2 separate regions of the Homo sapiens genome follow, and region 2 is linked to region 1. The links are chromatin loops, found by intact Hi-C in ENCODE. Cell type or tissue: PC-3. All regions are shown on one strand. Links, peaks and the distances in the headings refer to the core of each region. The heading gives the core; the rest is flanking DNA.

Region 1 (9,970 bases), core at 1,410-9,409:
AGCCTCCCTAGTAGCTGGAACTACAGGCGCATGCCACCACACCCAGGTAATTTTTGTATTTTTAGTAGAGACAGGGTTTCACCAGGTTGGCAAAGATGGTCTCAATCTCCGGACCTCGTGATCCACCCACCTCGGCCTCCCAAAGTGCTGGGATTACAGGCATGAGCCACTGCGCCTAGCCTACCTGGCTATTTTTTAATATTTTTTTGTATATACAGGGTCTCACTATGTTGCTCAGGCTGATCTCAAACTCCTGGCCTCACGCAATCCTCCCATACAGGCACATTTTTAAGACTATAGATTACCAGGCAGCATCCCAAACTGACATACTCAGAATCTCCTGGGATAAGATAGAGGCTGAGAATACATGTTATTAATAATATTGCCAGTTAAGTTTGACAGTCAGTTCAATCTGGGGAACCTCAACTCTATTTTCCTGGAAAAGAATCATTCCTTCTGCAGCTGGGGATATTCTGGGTCCCAGAGAGAAAATCAAGGTGCTGCCCATCCTGTAAGGAAAGGCACCTGGAAACCTGGGAGAATAAAGAGAGAAGCTGGTAGGAACCGTTCCAACTTTCCCTCTTGCCATTGGAGACCCAAGAACTATGAGGAAGTAGGGACTCCAAGGAAACCTGGGTGATCCCCACCTTGTTTTAATTACATAACTCCACTGTCAGGTGTTTTCCTGAGGGACAGAGCCTCCGTGCGTTTACTGACAAACCTGAGAGGCATCCCTGGGAGTCTTTCAGCCTTCTGTGCTGTGTCATTTTACCTGCATCAGGAGAAATTTCAAGGCAATGTAAATAATGTATATCTTTTCTTTAAAAATCAGTGTAAATATTTCATAGACTGTACAGTAAATAATAAATACATTTGGAAAAAAACAATATAAATATTTGATAGTTTGCAGAGCAACTTGTTAAGCCTGGAATTACATTTGAATGTTCAAAAAAATCCAGTAAATCCTGAATTACATACAAATGGTTCAAAAGTGACCCAAACACAGTCATGGATGCAGTTTTAAAAATTGCTGTTTCCCTCTTCACCAGGGGAGTGTTAAATCAAGATGTCACCGTCTGTCACTGCCAGCTTGTGAATCATCTGAAATTTTGGTAACTCCCAAGTGCCTATGCCTTCTGATAATACTTGGCTTGCATCTTAAAATAATAAAAACATCCTCTACCTATGAGAGAAATTCAGGAATACCATGCTATGCAACTGCTGCTTTTAATGCAAAGAAGTTCCAATCCTGCAATGGTTGCTCCATAGAAAGATTGAATAATAAACATCAAATGCCTCTTGCAAACCAAGCAGGTAAAATTTTTCAGACCCATCATCGGTGGGTCGAATTTGGAGGAGGAAGCTTCAAACAGTTAAATTTTTTTTTTCATGTTATCAGGGACTGGTTTTATATTCATAAAATAAGGAATCCCTTCTGCCACTGGCTCCTGGTCCTTGATCTGTTCCATCTTCACATTTCTGTGCTCTTCTATAATGATATGGAACTCCACACAAGTTCATCTGTGTCCTCTTCCGTTCTATTAATTCCTGCCATGTATGCCCTTGAGACTCAGTCCCAGGAGGCCTCCCTTGGGAGATCATTCTCACTGAAACTTGCATGTGCCTCTATTGTAGCATGTGTCCTAGAGAATTCAAAGGGGAGTTTGCATTATTCACTACCATATCCTGGAACCCAGAAGAGTGTCTGGCACATAGTCAACTCCATAAATATTTGTTGAACAAATGAATGAAGGGATGCATGCATCTCTGTCTTACCTAGTGACAAAGGACAGTTTTTTTTATTTGTTTTTGTTTTTTGTTTTTTGAGACAGTCTCTCTCACTCTTTCGCCCAGGCTAGAGGGCAGTGGTGTGGTCTCGGCTCACTGCAAACTCTGCCTCCCAGGTTCAAGCAATTCTCCCGCCTCAGCCTCCTGAGTAATTGGAATTACAGGCATACATCACCACTCCCAGCTAAGTTTTTGTATTTTTAGTAAAGACAGGGTTTCACCATGTTGGCCTGGCTGGTCTCAAACTCCTGACCTCAGATGACCCACCCTCCTTGGCCTCCCAAAGTGCTGAGATTACAGGTGTGAGCCACCGCGCCCAGCCCAAGCACAGTATTTTTATACGTCATGTTCTCAGAGCCTGTTCCAGCACCTCACAGAGTAGGTGTCCAATAAAGATATCTTGAGTAGATAAACAGACCTAACCATGTAATGTGTCAGTGCGTTGTGATGGCAGATGCAGTGTGCAAAACAGAAAGGAAGAGGGAGAGAAGAAATAGGGATGTGCCAAACTCCAGCTTCACTCTTCCTATTGAAATATACATATCCCTGGGGAAGATTAATAGGCACATGCCTTAACAAAGGGTTATGAGGAGCAGGAAGGGTACATTTTATTTTCAAAACTAAATCTTTCTGGTTATACCCATATAGTATTTATATAGTAGATACTTCTAAGAAGCTCAAAGCACAGCCGTGTTTGGCACATTGGATTATGCATCAAACCACTCCTGTGTGGTTAGCTGATGGAGGTCATTTATTCATCTCATTTTCCCCTTGAAGGAAGCAAAGGCAAATTAAAGGAAAAGTTCTAAAGACTTGTCCAGAGGCGCTCAAACATGCAACAGTGGATCCAGAGTCCTTGCCACAGACCTTTGGAGCACATTTCCCCAAAAGGTTAGGTGCGTAAGTCTGGTATTAAGAAGCTCCAGCTGTCTATTATCTACTAATCAACAAAAGTTCATAGAGTCTTAGCTCTTTGGACAGTGTGGAATAAGCTGATAGATCCGTGCACTGTATGTAGGTGTTCCAACATATCCTATTGTTTGTAGGTAAAGAAAATTTTCAGTTAGGTTCAGTAAGGAGTGGTGTCAGGGAGTCACTCAGGTTTATAGTTCTTAAGTGTTTTAGCTATTTGTAATAAAATGCATCCTAGGACACTGACAGGGAGAGGCATCCAGAGAAAAATAAGATATGGTTTCTGACCTCATGGAGCAAAGAATCTAGTTGACTCATAGGATAATAGGCTAATACAATAATCTAGTTAAAGAATCTAGCTGACAAGACAAGTACTCAGGAAATGCTTAAATTTTAATGTGTAGCATTAGATGGCAGGTTTAATTAAATGAAATAAATAATGCATCATTTAGGGTTATGTTTGTTGCATGAAACAGTGACTGAAGTAGAAAAGAAACTTAGTGTAAGCACATGGAGTATCATGGGATAGAAAAGAAGGCTGAAGAGGCATGAAGCCTCAAAATGAATTAACAGTTCTTCGTGTCTTCCAAGATTCTACTCAAGATTCAAAGTCTCAGTAGAAAGAGTCCAGTGGGCTGGTCCCTTTGACCATACTGGGGCAATAATAGGAAGGATCTAATGGAAAAGAACTGTATGGATTTCTCAGCCTCTCACGTAGGAGGGCAGAGCCTCTGGGTTTATCATTTCTCTGCAACTCCACCCACTGAGTAATTCCCCCAAAGGCACTGAGGTGCTATCAGGAGGGAGGAATGCAAGAAGGGAGGCCAAAAGACGGCAAATGTTCTTTACCATGAAAGAAATTCAGCAAAGGGAGAAATCTCTGGACATGAATCAGAGAAGAATCATGGAGGAGGTGGGACTTGAGGTTGGTAGATGTGTTCCCAACACTTAATTAGATGGAGCAAGAAGAAAACTCATGACTAATACAGGAAGAGGTGAGGTTGGGACAGCAGATAATGCTGTCAAATAATAAAGTTCACTGGACTTAAATAATAATAATAAATACTTTTTTTTTTTTTTTTGAGACAGAGTCTCGCTCTGTCACCCAGGCTGGAGTGCAGTGGCTCAATCTCGGCTCACCACAAGCTCTGCCTCCCGGGTTCCCACCATTCTCCTGCCTCAGCCTCCCGAGTAGCTGGGACTACAGGCGCACGCCACCACACCTGGCTATTTTTTTTGTATTTTTAGTAGAGATGGGGTTTCACCGTGTTAGCCAGGATGGTCTCAATCTCCTGACCTCATGATCCACCCACCTCGGCCTCCCAAAGTGCTGGGATTACAGGCGTGAGCCACCGCTCCCAGCAATAATAAATACTTTGTGTGTGTGTCTGTGTGTGTGTGTGTCTGTGTGTGTGTGTCTGTGACAGAGTCTCGCTCTGTTGCCCAGGCTGGAATGCAGTGGCGCGATCTCAGCTCACGCAAGCTCCGCCTCCTGAGTTCAAGCAATTCTCCTGCCTCAGCCTCCCGAGTAGCTGGGATTATAGGCACGCATCACCATGCCCAGCTAATTTTTTGTGTTTCTTTAGTAGAGACGGGTTTTCACCATGCTGGCCAGGCTGGTCTCAAACTCCTGACCTCAAGTGATCTGCCCACCTCAGCCTCCCAAAGTGCTGGGATTATAGGCATGAGCCACTGAGCCTGGCCAATAAATACATTTTTAAAAAAAGAATGTACAAGTTTATTTGGTTGCCAGGCAAGAGAATATATTCCAATGAAGAAATGTACTGAACTAGGTTAAAGGTAAAAGTTGGGAATTTTAAGGTTGACTATTCTATATCCAAAATGCTTGCAATCAGAAGTGTTTCAGATTTTGGATCCTTTTAGATTTTGGAATATTTGCATTAGACTTGCTGATTGAGCAACCTAAATCCAAAAATCTAAAATCCTAAATGTTCCAATGAGCATATCCCTTGAGCATGATGTTAGTGCTCAAAACATTTTGGATTTTTGAGCATTTTAGTTTTTCATTTTTACATTTGGGATATTCAACCTGTATTCACAAATGAGTTGATAGTGGTTATGTCAAACTTGCTCTCTGCACAGTGTGGAACGAGCCAATAGAGCTGTGCAGTGTCCATGAGTGTTCCAACACGTCCTATTGTGTGTAGGTAAAGAAAGTTTTCAGTAAGGACTGATGTAAGGGAGTCACTCACATTCAAAGTTCTTTAGTTGTTTTAGCCAGTTGTAATAAAACACAGCATTCCATTTTGATATCTCTTGGGTAGGAGGAAAACTTTTAGAGTGCTTGGCTACAGTTTTAATCACATATAAGAATAATAATGTTTATATATGCATAACAAATAAACTTTAAACTTTAATGTTTACAAATTCTTTCACAAATGTTAACACAACTGGGCCTCACCAAACTTCTATGCCATATCTATGACCTCCGTTTCTGTTTTCATTTTACAGAAAAGAGCCAAGTTCAGAGAGGTAAATGATTTGCCCAAGATAGCAACCAGGGTCAGCCAACTAACTATGTATTTCTTTTTCCAAGTCATGCTTCACAAGGAGGCGGCAAAATATTACACCACATATGAATTTTAGTAATCCATGCTTTCCTAAGATCTAGATGAAATTAAATAACCTAATAAACATTTATATATATTTTCAAGATAAAGATAAAATTCCTCGGATTAAAAAACTAATAACAACAGCTCTTTTAATGGGAGAAAGAATCATGGAAAGCATGTGTCATCAGGTATCAAATATTTACTCAGTGCTTCACTTTGGGCAAACTCTCCTCCAAGACAAGCCAGGGCCCATGGCCAAGAACCTGGGGAAAAGCCTAGAGTCAGACTGGATGGAGAAATGAGAGAGAGGAATGACTGGCCTGCAACCAGAGTTTTAAGCACAAGGAATCCAAAGGATTTCATTGAAGGCAAAGCTGCAAACCAGAAGGAAGCAAGGGATTGAACCAAAATTTCTCTGCAAAAGCAGAAAAGGCAGAAAGAAATCAGAGAGTTACAAGACTGGAGCCAGAAACCTCAAGCAGAATGGTGGGAAAGAGGCTTTTGGAGGACAGGGAGTTTCCCAAGGCCTGCTGTAAAGAGAGAGAGATGTTGGAAAGAGGGGAAGAGGCTCCCAGAACCTGATAAAAGGGAGACATAAGAAAGCCCAAGAAGGAATCACCCTTAAATAGCTCTCAATCAAGCTGTAAAGATAAAACATAAACATTGAGGATACAGTTAATAGCACAGGACAATAAACCAATAACAAACTAAAGAAGTTAATGGGAGACACAGGAGGTCAGGAAAGGAGAAGACCATTCCAGGCTAGGTCTGCCTCCGAAAATTCCACCAAGGAATGACACAGACCTTGAGAAATGTGCTTATGGCCCATATCTCTTGCCAATTTGCTTCAAAATGCACTCCCAGGCTTAAAACTTATTTCTCAATTTATCACTCTTGGGGAGTGTAGCCCTGGCTCCCTTCATTTCTAGTTTTTCTATTCCTATGCTAGATGATTTTTCTGAAAGCCAGCCAAAGTATCAGATCACTCTGCCTTCATTTCACTGAATTTCAACAGACTTATACTGAGTACCTCCACTCTGCGCTTGGCACTGTACAATGTGTTGGACTTAGAGAAATTAATAAGGGACAGGCCCCTATCCTCAAGAAACTTGGAGTTATTCATTCAGGAAATACAGACATATACACAAATACTTATGTAGGAAGGTCTACAAAAGGAAACAGTGCAAAAGCTAAGAGCAATGAATTCTTTGTGTGTGTGTGTGTGTGTGTGTGCAACAAGGCTGTTTATTTCACCTGGGTGCAGGCGGGCTGAGTCCGAATAGAGAGTCAGCGAAGGGAGATATGGGTGGGGCCATTTTATAAGATTTGGGTAGGTAAAGGAAAATTATAGTCAAAGGGGGGTTGTTCTCTGGCGGGCAGGTGTGGGAGGAGGAAAGACTTTTTTGCATTCATTTATTCAGCATGTTTTTGAGCATTGACCAAGTGCCCAGCACTGTGATGAGCACTGAGGATCACTCACTGTTTATTTAGTAAGCCACAGTGCTTCCTGAAGAGTAGTTTATATTTTAAGTTGGGAAGAAGCCCATCTGAGTGAGAACCAAGAAGAAATGTTTTGGTCATCCTGAGACTTTAGTATGAAAGGATAAAGAGCTGCAGAATGCAGAGTGGGTCTAATACGGTGATATGGTTTGGGTCTGGATCCCCACCCAAATCTCATGTCAAATTGTAATCCCCAGTGTTGGAGTAAGGCTTGGTGGGAAGTGATTGGATCACGTGGATGAATTTCCCCTTTGGTGCTGTTCTCATTATAGTGAGTGGGCTATCTAATTGTTTAAAAGTGTGTAGCACCACCCCCTCCTCTCTTCTTCCTCCCGCTCCAGCCATGTAAGACAAGCCTGCAAGATGTGCCTGGTTTCCCGTTCACCTTCTGCCATTATTGAAAGTTTCCTGAGACCCTGCCCCCTCTGCCAGCCATGCTTCCTGTATAGCCTGCAGAACTGTGAGCCAATTAAACCTCTTTTCTATATAAATTACTCAATCTCAGGTATTTCTGTATAGCAGTGCAAGAAGAGACTAATATATTTGGTATCATCATGATGGACTTCTTGATACATGACCTGTTCCCCCATATCCCTTCCAAATCAGGCATGGTCCTCTTAGGAATTTGCCATGAGCAAAAGTAACAATCCCAAATACCTGTCATTTCAACAAGATTCCTGTATTACTCATCAAAAGGAGCATTCACTACAGCAGAAAAGTTTATGCATGGGCAGAGATGGGACACAGTTCAGGATGGCATCAACTCTGCCTTGCGCCACTCGTACGCATTCTGGCACAGGCCAAGGGGAAGCCAGCTAGAGGGTCTACAGCCCACCACCCCAGAAACCACTCCAGGTTCTTAACCTCTGCCAGACTCACAGAGTTTCTGAAGGACTGGATGACTACCACTCAGAATCATCTCTGGCCACTGATTAGTACCTACCCCATAGGGTTGTTAGGAGGATTCAATGAATTAATAAGTTGCAGGGTTTAGAACTACCTGCTACATAGGAAGTATCCTGTAAGTAATAAATATTCTACCACTATCATTCAGTAATCAGTCCAAATATGTCAAGCAATTGCTTTTTAAATTACAAGCAAACAAGGAGAGAATGGAGAAATCAGTTTATTAACTGGACTTGAGACATAGGGAAAATGTGTAATTGGCTGCAAAATTCTGATTTTTAAAAAGAACAATGATTATCTCCCTGGTTATAAAAGTAGAGTGGCCATGCCCTCCTAGTTATTAGTAATGGCAAACACCATGTGTGTATGTGTTAATACATGTGCATATATGTGTGCCATGTATGTGTGTGTGTCAACCACTTAAAGCAGCCCTAGAGACAGCTATAAAAGCAGCCTTCAAGCATCTTTTTAAATATGATAAGCAGTTTGTTTTCTCCAAAATGTATATCAAGGAATTCACCTCTTCATTTCTCCCATCCATTCCAACCTCACCTGGGTCTTCTTTTCACCTCTTATTCCGAAACTCAAAATGGGAATGACATTTTGGATATGTCTTCTGATATATTTTCCTTTTCAGTAATCTGATTCCTGCCCCCACCAAAAAAAAATAAAAATAAAAAAACTATCCCATTATTACTGCCGAAAGAAGGGGAGAGCATAAACCCCCAGGCTTGAGAAGGAAGTGGTGGGAGCTCCCAGACTGATCTGGGTGATCCCCAAAGAGGAGGATACCTGCCTCTTGCTTTTCAAGGTGCATGTTATAGAAAGCATTAGCTTCCTTGAGAAGATAAAATTTGGACATACAGCCAAATGGATGAGGTATCCAGGCAGATCTTTGTGGCCAAGTGTGGCATCTGGGAGCTCAGAAATTTCAGCAAGCCCTCTCAGCAAGGAGTGCTATGGGAACCAATGGGCTTTCATAGGATTATTGAGGTTGTAGGTCAGCCAAGGCATGGACCGTGGTCTTTAGCAAAAGCAGCCAACATGATTCCCTCAAACCAGGTGAGCCCAGCTACACTCAGTGGGCCGTAGCACCAGATGCCAGTGAATCTCTCAGAGGAATCCAGCAAGGACCCACCAACGCCTATTACCCAATCCCCACCCTCCATAGCTTATACAGACTTCCTCTTACACTATGTGCAATTAGGAAGAAGGAAGAATAGAGGAGATCTCTTCAAAGGAAGAAAACCTGCTTTGATTGGGGGGCTGAGCTTTCAAATGACGATTTGAAAGAGACTAATAGAAATGCCACTGACTGAATCATCTTTAATTGATGCAATCAAGCCCCTCCCCCATTCCACCATAAACAGAACTGAGGAGTTTAGAGCAAGGTGAGGCTCATCATAAAAATAAAGTTGCATGCTTTTACATATCTGGTTAAAAGACTACGCATAAATAGAGCAGAGTTATAGTGATGGGGTTTCCAAATTTTGGGGGACATCCAGTATTATCTATAAATAGTTTATCCCATTGTCCCCATAATCTTAACTTTAACTTAGAAAGCATGAAGATTATCCAAGGAGTATTATCATTTTGGAAATTGTTAATTTTTTTAAGGAAAGAACCATTATGCATTTCTCAACTAAAAGGAAATACTGCTAAACATGTAGAAAACATATAATGTAGGCTTCTCACAAGCAAGTGACACTTCTACTCCCACTGCCTTTGGAGAAAGAAAATTTTTCTCTTGACCTACTTTTAAATAAAAAGAAAAAAAATAAAATCTGCCATACTACATATATACTACTCCCAACTTATGAAGAGAAGGTAAGTGCCCAATATAAATATTACAGCTAAAGAAAACCAGAAAGAATGAAAATTATTATAGAATTAAAGTTAAAATGCCCACAAAAGCCAGGAGAGCAGAACCGATCTAAAAATGTAATTCTGGGTGCAAAGAAGCAGATTAAAGGGTCTCATTTCTTTACTAGATAAAGACTACAAGATCCATGCTCTTCTGTCCTCAAATGTTTCCCAAATTCCAAAGAAGCCTGGCTCTTTTCCAGGGTGGGAATTTGAATACTTTAAAGAGTGTACAACTCGAGATGCAGCAAAAGATAAACAGCCTTCTATTTACCTTAGGTCAGCCTGAGAACTTGAAATTGCCATTGCAAAAAAAAAGTAAACAGATGATAAAAGATAATTTTCCCTTTTAATGGAAAAGAAATGCAAAATAAAATAAAGTAGAGGTGTGATCTTACAGTTTCAAAATCAAGGAGCAAATATTTTTA
Region 2 (9,970 bases), core at 883-8,882, 340 kb before region 1:
CCTTTTACCAGGCTCCCTGCTTCTGATCTTTCACCTTGCCAATCCATCCTTTACACTTTCCCCAGATTTATCTTTGTAAAGCAGAGTTTTGATCATGTTGCTATTGTAAAAACTATTTGACAAGTCTGAATGTCCACACACATGGCATAAAGACAAAAGTCCTTCAAGGCTTTCATTAATCTGACCCCTTCAACTTTGAAATACATCTCCTCTTCCATACAGCTTAGAGAACAACCAGAGAAAGTTATTTGCCATTATCCATGTATTCTCACTTTTTTCCCCACACTTTTGGTTTTTTCTCACTGTTCCTTTGGCCCAGAATATTGCTGCAAGCCCATCACAACTCCCTATTAGTACTATAGAAAATAGATTCTCATGCTTCAAATTCCAACCCAAATGACAACAGCGATGTGGAACTTTCCCTAATATCCTCATTTCTAATTAATTGCTTCTTCCTTTGATCCCCACAGCATTTTCCCCGTACATCTATTTTACACTTATTTAATTATACTTAATTGTTTAAACAGGTTCTCAATTATATTAAAAGCTTTGTGATGGCCCAGGGTATCTTCTACTTAGTTTTGTATTCTCTAAGAAGCATCTACAGCACAGCGAATACTCAATTAGTGCTGAAGAATTAGAGAATGAGGAGGAAAAGTTGAATCATCAGTAAATAATAAAAACAATCAGAAAATTCAAGAGTTTCCTAAAGGCGTTGAAATTCCTAATTTTAAAAGCTTTTAGAAAAATTAGAAATTAAATAATGTTTTCACATCTTACAAGGCTCTAAATCAGGCTGCTAACAAAATTATTAATTTAAAGACTTATTAGAATTTGGCTGTGTGCAGTGGCTCAATGCCTGTAATCCCAGCACTTTGGGAGGCTGAGGCAGAGGTCAGGAGTTCCAGATCAGCCTAGCCAACTTGGTAAAACCTTGTCTCTACTAAAAATACAAAAATTAGCCAGGCGTGGTGATGAGTGCCTGTAGTCCCAGCTACTCCAGAGGCTGAGGCACAAGAATTGCTTGAACTCTGGAGGTGAAGGTTGCAGTGAGCTAAGATTGCGTCGCTGTACTCCAGCCTGGGTGACAGAGCAAGACTCTGTTTCAAAAAACACAAACAAACAAACAAAATTAGAATTTAAAATGATAATCCAGGAAAAAAAGGCATTCCACCTCTCCAGTATCTCAGAAAGATTTGAGACTCAGAAACATTAGGTACAAGGTATAGAAGAAAAAGAAGGAACAAGACATGAGCCTGACAGCAAAAGGGAGTCGTTTAAAGTCTGTATAGTTAATTCTGCACACACCCTGTGTGCAACACTCCTGAAGGCCCGGGTAATGCTTTCAAACAAAGGAGTCAACGAGATTTAAAAGCTGGAGAAGTTGAAAGTCCCCAATTTCTGACATTTGAGGCAGCATCACAAAAATTTCCCATCCCCATCACTCTTCAGTAAAGTCCATCAGACTAAAAGCTCTGTCCGTGTACGAAGAGTTACCAAACGGCTTTTATTGTCACATTGCTAAAAATAGACAACTAAGGGTGACCTGAAAATGAGAAAAATACAAAGTATGAAAGAGGCCAGGATAAACAAGGCAAAAACTGTCCCTAAATAAAACAAAGGGAATTTAGTGGAGAAAATTAACATGCAATAATAGGGTTCCCCTTATTCTCAGGAAGAAGACCAAGATGTCTTCTTTTATTAATATTATTAAGATGTGTTTTTGAGGATACAGCCAAAACAATAAGCAATGCATTTATTGATTTACATCCCCACCAACAGTGTACAAGAGTATAAGCACTCTTTTTTCTCCACATCCTCGCCAACCCTTGCTTTTTCATCTTTTTGATAGTAGCTATTTTAACAGGTATGAGGTTATTTTTATTGTGGTTTTAATTTGCCTTTCCATGATGATTAGAGATATTGATCCTTTTTAATATTTCTGCTGGTCATTTGTATGCTTTTTTTTTTTCCCAGAAATGTCTATTTGAGTCCTTTTCCCATTTTATAATAGGGTTATTTGGGTTCTTGTTGTTGAGTAGTTTGAGTTCCTAATATGTTATTTATATTAGCCTCTTACCCAATGTATGATTTGCAAATATTTTCTCCTAATCTGTGGGTTGTCTCTTCATTTCTTTTTTTTTTTTTTTGGCCATGCAGAAGATTTTTACTTTCAGGTAATTCCATTTGTCAAGGCATTTATTGAAATAATGGGTAAAAATTAAACTTATTTCTAGATTATATTATTTATAACTATAAGAAAAAATAGTTAAGAAAAGGAAATTTTAAAACTAGTATGAGAGTATTAAGTGTTGCTACGGTTTGAATGTTCCCTCCAAAATTTTTGTTGAAACTTAATTCCAATTGTAATGTTATTAAGAAGTGGGGACTTTCAGAAGTAATTAGGTCAGTGGATTAATGCCATTATTGTAGAAGTGGGTTAGTTATCCTGGGAGTGGGCTCATAAAAGGATGAGTTTGGCCCAATTTCCTCTCTATTTCTCATTCTTACTTGCACTTCTGCCATGTTATCACACAGCACGAAGACCCTCACCAGATGCTGGCACCATGCTCTTGGACTTCTCAGCCCCCAGAAGTGTAGAAATAAGGTTTTGCTCTTTATAAATTACCTAGTCTGTGGTATTCTGTTACAGTAGCATAAAATGGACTAAGACAGGTGCCTAGATGCATAATAAATATACACAGAACAACAGTATTCATTAAGACCTTCCCATGTGCCAAGAACTTTTCTACAAGTTTTATATGCATTACTTATGCCAGAATGTTATACTTTAAAAACATAATGTGAGAAAGGCATCATAATTTATAACAGCAAGCAAAAACATGAACTATTATGGAATAAACTTTGAAAATATGCACAAGATTTGAAGAAATTTGAAAAATCGTATTGCAATGGGTACCTTTATGGGTCAACTTAGGTAATAGATATATGTCTTGTTTATTATGTTTCTCTGGTGAGCCCTGACTAGCAAATCGTACTAGGACACTTTAATAAATGAAGATATATACTTACATATACCTGAATGGAAAGATGAAATTTTACAAAGCTATCACTATTTCCAATACAATGGGTATAACTTAATTGTTAGTGATAACTTGATGTGGTGGTTCTGAGGACAAAATTATTATAAATCCATATTTAAAAATCAGTAGGTAAGAATATCAAGGATTATTTTTTAAAAGATGAATATTTATCATGATTACCTTACCAGATATAAAAACTGACTATAAAACTACTGTAATGGAAAACATGTTGTTTTGGTGCAAAATTTGAATGATGAAAAAATACAGAAGAATGAACTTTTTACATGGACAAAAATATCATGTATCTTGTTTACATAGACACTTTCAGGTCTTTATTTCACTTTAATAATGAATGAACAGATAAGCATGTAAATCAAGGCTGGCATCCACCAGATGTTAACTTATGGGGAAGAAATGAAGGGATTGATTACTCAACAAAGTAGATCAAGGGTGGTTTTTTACTCTTTTCATTTTGCAGAGCCATTGTTTTGGTTTTTTAAATCAAGTTAGATGTACATTTCGAATTAATATCAAAAACATTCAGTGGGCTGGAAACACTTCACCAGCACTCCTGGTAAACTCAGGTGGTCCAATAAATATAGAAAAGGACATCAAAGATTTCTACTGCCCCATTCCAAGAGAAAAAGAATCAATATACTCAACAAATTCACACAAATACCTCTTACGAACCTTTATGGAAATCATTACTAGTCTATCAGACAAACAAAAACACAAACATGCACAGAAAAAGAAATAATTGAACTCTGGCCAAAAATTGGAGTTCAGATAAATCTATTCAAGTTCACAGACAATAGTAAGTAAGGGGAGAGGAGAGGAGAAAATGAAAGAGATTGCTGGACGGATGCAGCCAATGGTGGGTTCACTGAGAGAGTCCCCTTCATCAGTGAGAAAGGAGCCTGGGATGAGGGGCAGAAGTAATGCCTGGACCTGACACCTTGCAAGGAAGATTTCTCAGGTCTAGGTTCAACTACTTTTTTTTTTTTTTTTTTTTTTTTTTTTTTGAGACGGAGTTTCACTTTTGTTGCCCAAGCTGGAGTGCAATGGTATGATCTCGGCTCACTGCAACCTCCACCTCCCAGGTACAAGCAATTCTCCTGTCTCAGCATCCCAAGTAGCTCAGATTATAGGCATGCGTCACCACGCCTGGCAATTTTTTATTTTTTTTTTAATTTAGTAGAGACGGGGTTTCACCATGTTAGTCAGGCTGGTCACGAACTCCTGACCTCAGGTGATCCACCTGCCTCGGCCTCCCAAAGTGCTGGGATTACAGGCATTCACCACCGTGCCCGGCCTCAACTACTCTTAAACTGACCTGTGGATGAGGGGCTGTGGATTCAGTTGCCTCACTACAGACACAAATTGACTGCAGGGCTCCTAACCTACCTCTGACCCTCACCAAAATGAAGATGTGAAGCAGGGTAAGATGAGGGAAGCCGTTTTGCTAGCAGCAAGAGAGAATCTAAAGATATGGAACCCAGACTCCAGTGGGACAGGTGAGCAGCTCCCAGTGGTCACTGTGCAGAGATAAGCTACCCCAAGAGGTGTCTCGGTTTATGGGCCTCCTGGGTGTTGCTGCTGTTGTTTGGGTGGCACTGGAGGGGTGGGGCCATGTTGGCACCTTGTCTGAGGTGAGTCAGCATTGCCACAAATAGGGAGAAGGCAATAGCAGGAGTCTGTGTGGTTCTAAGGAAAAAGCCCAGGCATCTCTCTTCTGTATCTCACAGAGAAGCAAGAGAAAGAGAGAGGCCCAAGACCTAGCATTGGAAAGTCAGGACTACCCATCCAGTTCAGTTAGTGACAACATTAGGCTAACTCCTTCATTAGACTCCAGAAATCTTTAGGGTCCAGAGGACCCTTGACTTATAACAAAGAAAAGCTAATGAGTCAGGAGATGAAGGATGAGATAAAGTAGGCAGCTCTGACGTTTTCCATAAACAGACTTGTAAGGGAAGAATGGGAGTGATTAATCACCTTAGGGTTTTTCTGTTTGTTTTTCCACTCCCTGCATTAAAAACTTTATTTACTCACACATATCATTCACTTGAATCAGGTTAGTGTGTTCATGCACTCAGTTCTCAGGTAAACCTCATGTAAACTGTTACCAACTTGAGAGTTGCAGCTCTAGACAGCTTGGCAGGTTCGTCTCTTCCAGAGCCTAGGAATTAGAAAAAGAGTCATGCAAAGCCCTTTGGCAAACCCAGTACTCATGTAGGGGCTGGTGTTGCTAGGCTGAAGTCCAAGATGGTCTTGACTCCTGAAAAGGTATTCTCTCAATTTCATCCAAACAGTTTCTCATAATCCTTTCTACATCAGCTTCTACACAAGCACAAAGAAAAATCTGAAATTTAGGGGAGGTTTTTCCCAGTTTTAAAATCATTTTCTTTTCCCAGTAACAGTGGAAAACAGACCATCTTGAATAAATACTCATTCTAATCTACCTGTTGTTTTGTTTGACTTTTAGGATTTATCCACCATTTGTTTTTAAATCAAATCCAAAACTGACAACTAGCAAACTACTTTACTTCAAGAAGTTGTTATTTTATAATAGAACTTAATGAGCATTTCTGAAACATATCAAGAATTACTCACCATTTTCTTCTATTGTTTATTAGGGGAATATGCTGTTTTCAAGTTCTGTTGACAACTCATGTCCATTTAGTTTAACATTACATGTGCTGAAATGTTGTAATATTCTTCTTTTGTTTTCCTATGATTTTTTTTTTTTTTGCCTTGGGTAATGTAAGACAGTTTTCAACTCTATAGCTGTAAGGGTATTTTTATACATGCTCAAAAAGATGGATCACTCTACAGCTAACCAGAATGGTTTGCAAATAGTCTCTTAAGTAATCAGTCTGGATTGTGTGATCGATCAGTAGGGACAGAAAGAGTTTTATCAAGATGACTGGCTGTGGCTGACCAGCCACTCTGTGCAAGCTGTTCAGAGACATGTTTATTAAGCCCGTATCAGTGAACTCAGAATATAAGAGCTGGAAAAATCCTTGGATACTCTCTACTCTTCATTTTACAGAATACCAACCCAAGATCTAGAAAGGGAAAGCAATGTTTTCAGAACCCACAGTGAAGTTAGAGAAAGAGTCAGAACAAAATCTCTGTCACTGGGAGAAGATATTTATGTCACATATAACTGACAAAGGATTTTTATCTATCATATATTAAGAACTCTTGGAAATCAATAAGAAAAAAACAAGCTAATTAAAAATGGGACAAAGACACCGTAATAGTATGACATGTTGCTACTTATTAAAGAAATGTGGTTAGAGCGGCTTAAGTAAATGTAGGCTGATTTTCCTCTCATAATCAGAGGTAGGGAAAGAAGCCATCTAGGGTCAGCACAGCCGTCTGAGGAAATCATCAAGGGCTTGGCTTCTTTCCTGTTCAATAGACTTTCTCTTCACCTAGGACAGTCTTCTTCCTTTTCTCCAGGTATCAGGTCTGTGCTCCAGAAATAAACAGAAGTGACGTGCCAGGGACACAAGTAAAAGACCTGCCTTTCAAAAATTCACCTGGAGGCCCCAGTGACTCCCACTTTCCATTTGCCAGAGCTGGGTTACACGGCCCCCACTCCAGACTCAAGTGAAAGGAGAAAATAAGTTTACCTGGGCATATTGGGATCTCAAATAAAATTAGAATCTGTTGATAAAGAAGCGAAGGATGGATAGGGAGAGACAATTAGCAATGCCTGCCAAAGAAAACAGAGGCAATACACAGAAGAGGGAAACATACTGGTTAATACAGTTAAGAAAAACTGCCCAGTCTCACTCCTAATCAGCAAAAAATAAATTAACTAAATACAAATAAATGAAATAATAAAATAGCATCCCATACTCAATTAGAAAGATAATGTCTTTTGTTCACAAAAATAAGGGTAAAGGAAAACTTTCATTCATGAATATCAAAGCATAAATTTATATAGTTACTTTGGAGGATAATTTGTAGTAAATATGTAGTAAATTTACAATTAACCAAAAATAATACTTCTAGGTGCATTTTTGAGAGAAGTTCTCCTCTGTGTGTTTCAGGAGACGTGTAGAGGTGCTCTTTGCAGCTTTGACTATACTGAAGAAATACTGACAAGAACTAAATTTCCTCCATAGGGCATGTATAACTAAACTGGTACGTTCTTCTAATAAACACACTAGATCTATTGGTATCAACATGGACTGACTCTCGGATTTATACTCCATAGTTCTTCTGAGCCTGGCCCCTACATCTTTGCCACTACTCAGGTGTGAAACGTTTTTGGCCTTTACACCAAGTTCTACGAAATCCTCTTCCCACTAGGGTTTCTGTAAGCATGCATGATTTGCTGAAGATTTGGTGGGAGATATGAAGAAGTCAAACTGGAAGGCTTCACTTCCAATTTGTACATGTCCTTCTCATCACTCTCCCCGCCTTTTTACTATCTCAGGATTGCCCCACCCCAAGCTCCAAAGTCTTTGGTCTGTATGCAGAGCTTCATCTCACACACACACACACATATACACACACACACACATATTGCTGCTCAGCAATCCAGTCACATGTGTCTTGGAGACATGGAATCTTGCCTCCAAGACACATAGGAGCTGAATTGCTGAGCAGCAGCTCCAAATCTTCAACAAAATATTTTACCCACCAAAACAACTCTTTCCTTCAGAAAAATTCTGGTGTTAGATGATAATGGCAGAATGTATTTCACAGCTCATTGCCAATCAACATTACTTTTATCAAAATTGATCCCTGCTTAACCCTCAGAAAGATTATCTATAAATTGATGGTGCCTTATACAATCAATGGCATCAGGGAACTGGGAAATATAGCAAATTCAACTTAGTCAAATAATTTCTGAAAGTTGGAAAGTGAATCAGTGACAAAAGATTATGTGACATCCTTATAGTAAATGTGGTTGTATGAAGGCACGTCCTTATCAACTTTTGCAGGTTTCGATAATGAAGCCTTGAAAAAAATTAACACAAATAATATAACCCAGTTGGAAGTACTTGCCCCTGCTATAGAGAAGATATTTAAAAGATCTAAATAGTAATGGATAACATTCTCTTCTGTAGTCATAGACGTATTTACTTAAAACACATATTTTGTAAGCAGATCAGCATATTACAACCATATAGCTAATAATTTACCCAATCTGTAAATCATAGCTGAACCCAAGCATTTACTTTGTTATTAAGAAATATGGCAATTTATGTAATGATTGAGAAGAATTATGTGTTAAAGAAAAGAGAGCTTCATGTTTTGATTATGTGGGCAAGAAATGAAATTAAAGTGGTCCATGCTGATTTATAGCCAAGTGTTTTATGACTGTATAGTGAGACCTAGAAAATGTATGCTTGCTTTGTTTATACCTAAGCATTTCAAAAGTATGTGCCATCACCAGCCTTAAGAAGATTTACTGTTGATATGTTTATTTCAAATTCAGTTCAAATCAGTGTACACTATAGATAGGTATGCGGAATTTCTAATTCTAAAATATGAATGTTGCTTTAGGATTTTCAAACTGAGCCAAATGTCCCAAATGGCATATAAAACATTCCATGTCATCCAGCCAAAACTGACACCGCTATTCCTGAAACTCTCCCTAGTGTTCACCTGCCTGCAGTTGTGCCTAGAAATGAACAGGACACTGCACAGCAGAAATAGAAGTACAGAATCATTGAACCATCATCATTTACAGCATCACCCTAATGGGACTGAAAAGGCCTGTACTCAGTGACATTTATCACAAGGAATGTAGCAAATGAGACTGTATGAGGGGAATGAGACTGGGACATTCATATTAACTTAGGTGGACAGGAGCCTTACCAAATGTGATAATGCAGGCTGGGCACGGTGGCTCACGCCTATAATCTCAGCACTTTGGGAGGCCAAGGCCAGTGAATCACGAGGTCAGGAGATCGAGACCATCCTGGCTAACACGGTGAAACCCCATCTGTACTAAAAATACAAAAAAAAATTAGCCAGGCGCGGTGGTGGGTGCCTGTAGTCCCAGCTACTCAGGAGGCTGAGGCAGGAGAATGGCGTGAACCCGGGAGGCGGAGCTTGCAGTGAGCCGAGTTCGCACCACTGCACTCCAGGCTGGGCGACAGAGTGAGACTCCATCTCAAAAAAAAAAAAAAAAAAAAAAGTGACAATGCAAATCTAGATAACCAAGATAATCAATTTTTAAATCCCTTTGTAAGCTTTGATAACCTCTCTAGTCATCTAACAGTTAGGTATCAACATTGTAAGAACTTAGGATATTATTTTTAACCACATATTTGCAATTCACAGATACCTAATTTTAAAAGTCAGAGAAAGTAGCAGGCAGTAAGTATTAAGTAAGTAGTCATCCAGACAATTTAAATAAAGCTAAAATGTAAAGATGCATCAAATGCTATAAATTTATAATTTGATTCATAATCTAGACCAGTGCTGTCCAACAGAACTTTCTTTAATGATAGAAATATTCTGTATGTGTGCTGTTCACTATGGTAGCCCATAGAAACACGTGGTTGTTGAGCACTTGCAATGTGGCTAGTGTGACTGAGGAACTGTATTTTAAATTATTTTAGTTTAGTTAAATTTAAATAGCAATATGTGATTAAAAAGCCACATGTGGTTAGTGGTTACTCTACTGGAGAGCATAGATCTAGACTACGAATATTTTCTATAGTCGAACACTATGTTTAGGTTTGTACTTTCTGTTAGTCCTAGGAAAAAAAGAAGATGTGCTGAGTAAAATTAACTGGTCAAAGAAAGCGACCTTATTATTCAAGGAAGTGGTTTCTTGTTCATCCCCAATATCTAATAGGAATATATTTCAGAGACCTTCTCCATGCAGTGAATAATTCCTTGATGTGATGGTTTTATAGAAGACACAGCAATGTTTTTCATTTTGCCTTTTTTTT

Evidence for each region. A loop is a pair of places that touch in the nucleus more often than their neighbours do. Peaks named below come from ENCODE experiments on the same cell type or tissue, not always from the same donor. Only the 100,000 strongest peaks of a DNase experiment are listed, where the experiment ranks them.
Region 2: a loop joins it to region 1, with 10 times the contacts of the local background. A loop is called at or near these places in 2 of 110 quality-filtered maps.

What each region holds. Positions count from the first base shown.
Region 1 is chr2:220,273,104-220,283,073 of GRCh38, reverse strand. All of the region lies in intron 2 of LOC105373893 (a long non-coding RNA gene), which reads right to left. Among named protein-coding and RNA genes, the nearest start is that of MIR4268, 370 kb to the right of the region's middle. In PC-3, for the core only: no CTCF peak of the experiment used is centred there; DNase peaks (open chromatin) are centred at 2,953, 3,553, 5,513, 7,403 and 1 weaker place; H3K27ac peaks cover 6,215 bases.
Region 2 is chr2:220,614,803-220,624,772 of GRCh38, reverse strand. The region is part of intron 1 of LOC105373895 (a long non-coding RNA gene); the gene reads right to left. Among named protein-coding and RNA genes, the nearest start is that of MIR4268, 710 kb to the right of the region's middle. RefSeq lists an enhancer at 4,421-5,620. In PC-3, for the core only: no CTCF peak of the experiment used is centred there; a DNase peak (open chromatin) is centred at 5,052; H3K4me3 peaks cover 649 bases; H3K27ac peaks cover 3,210 bases.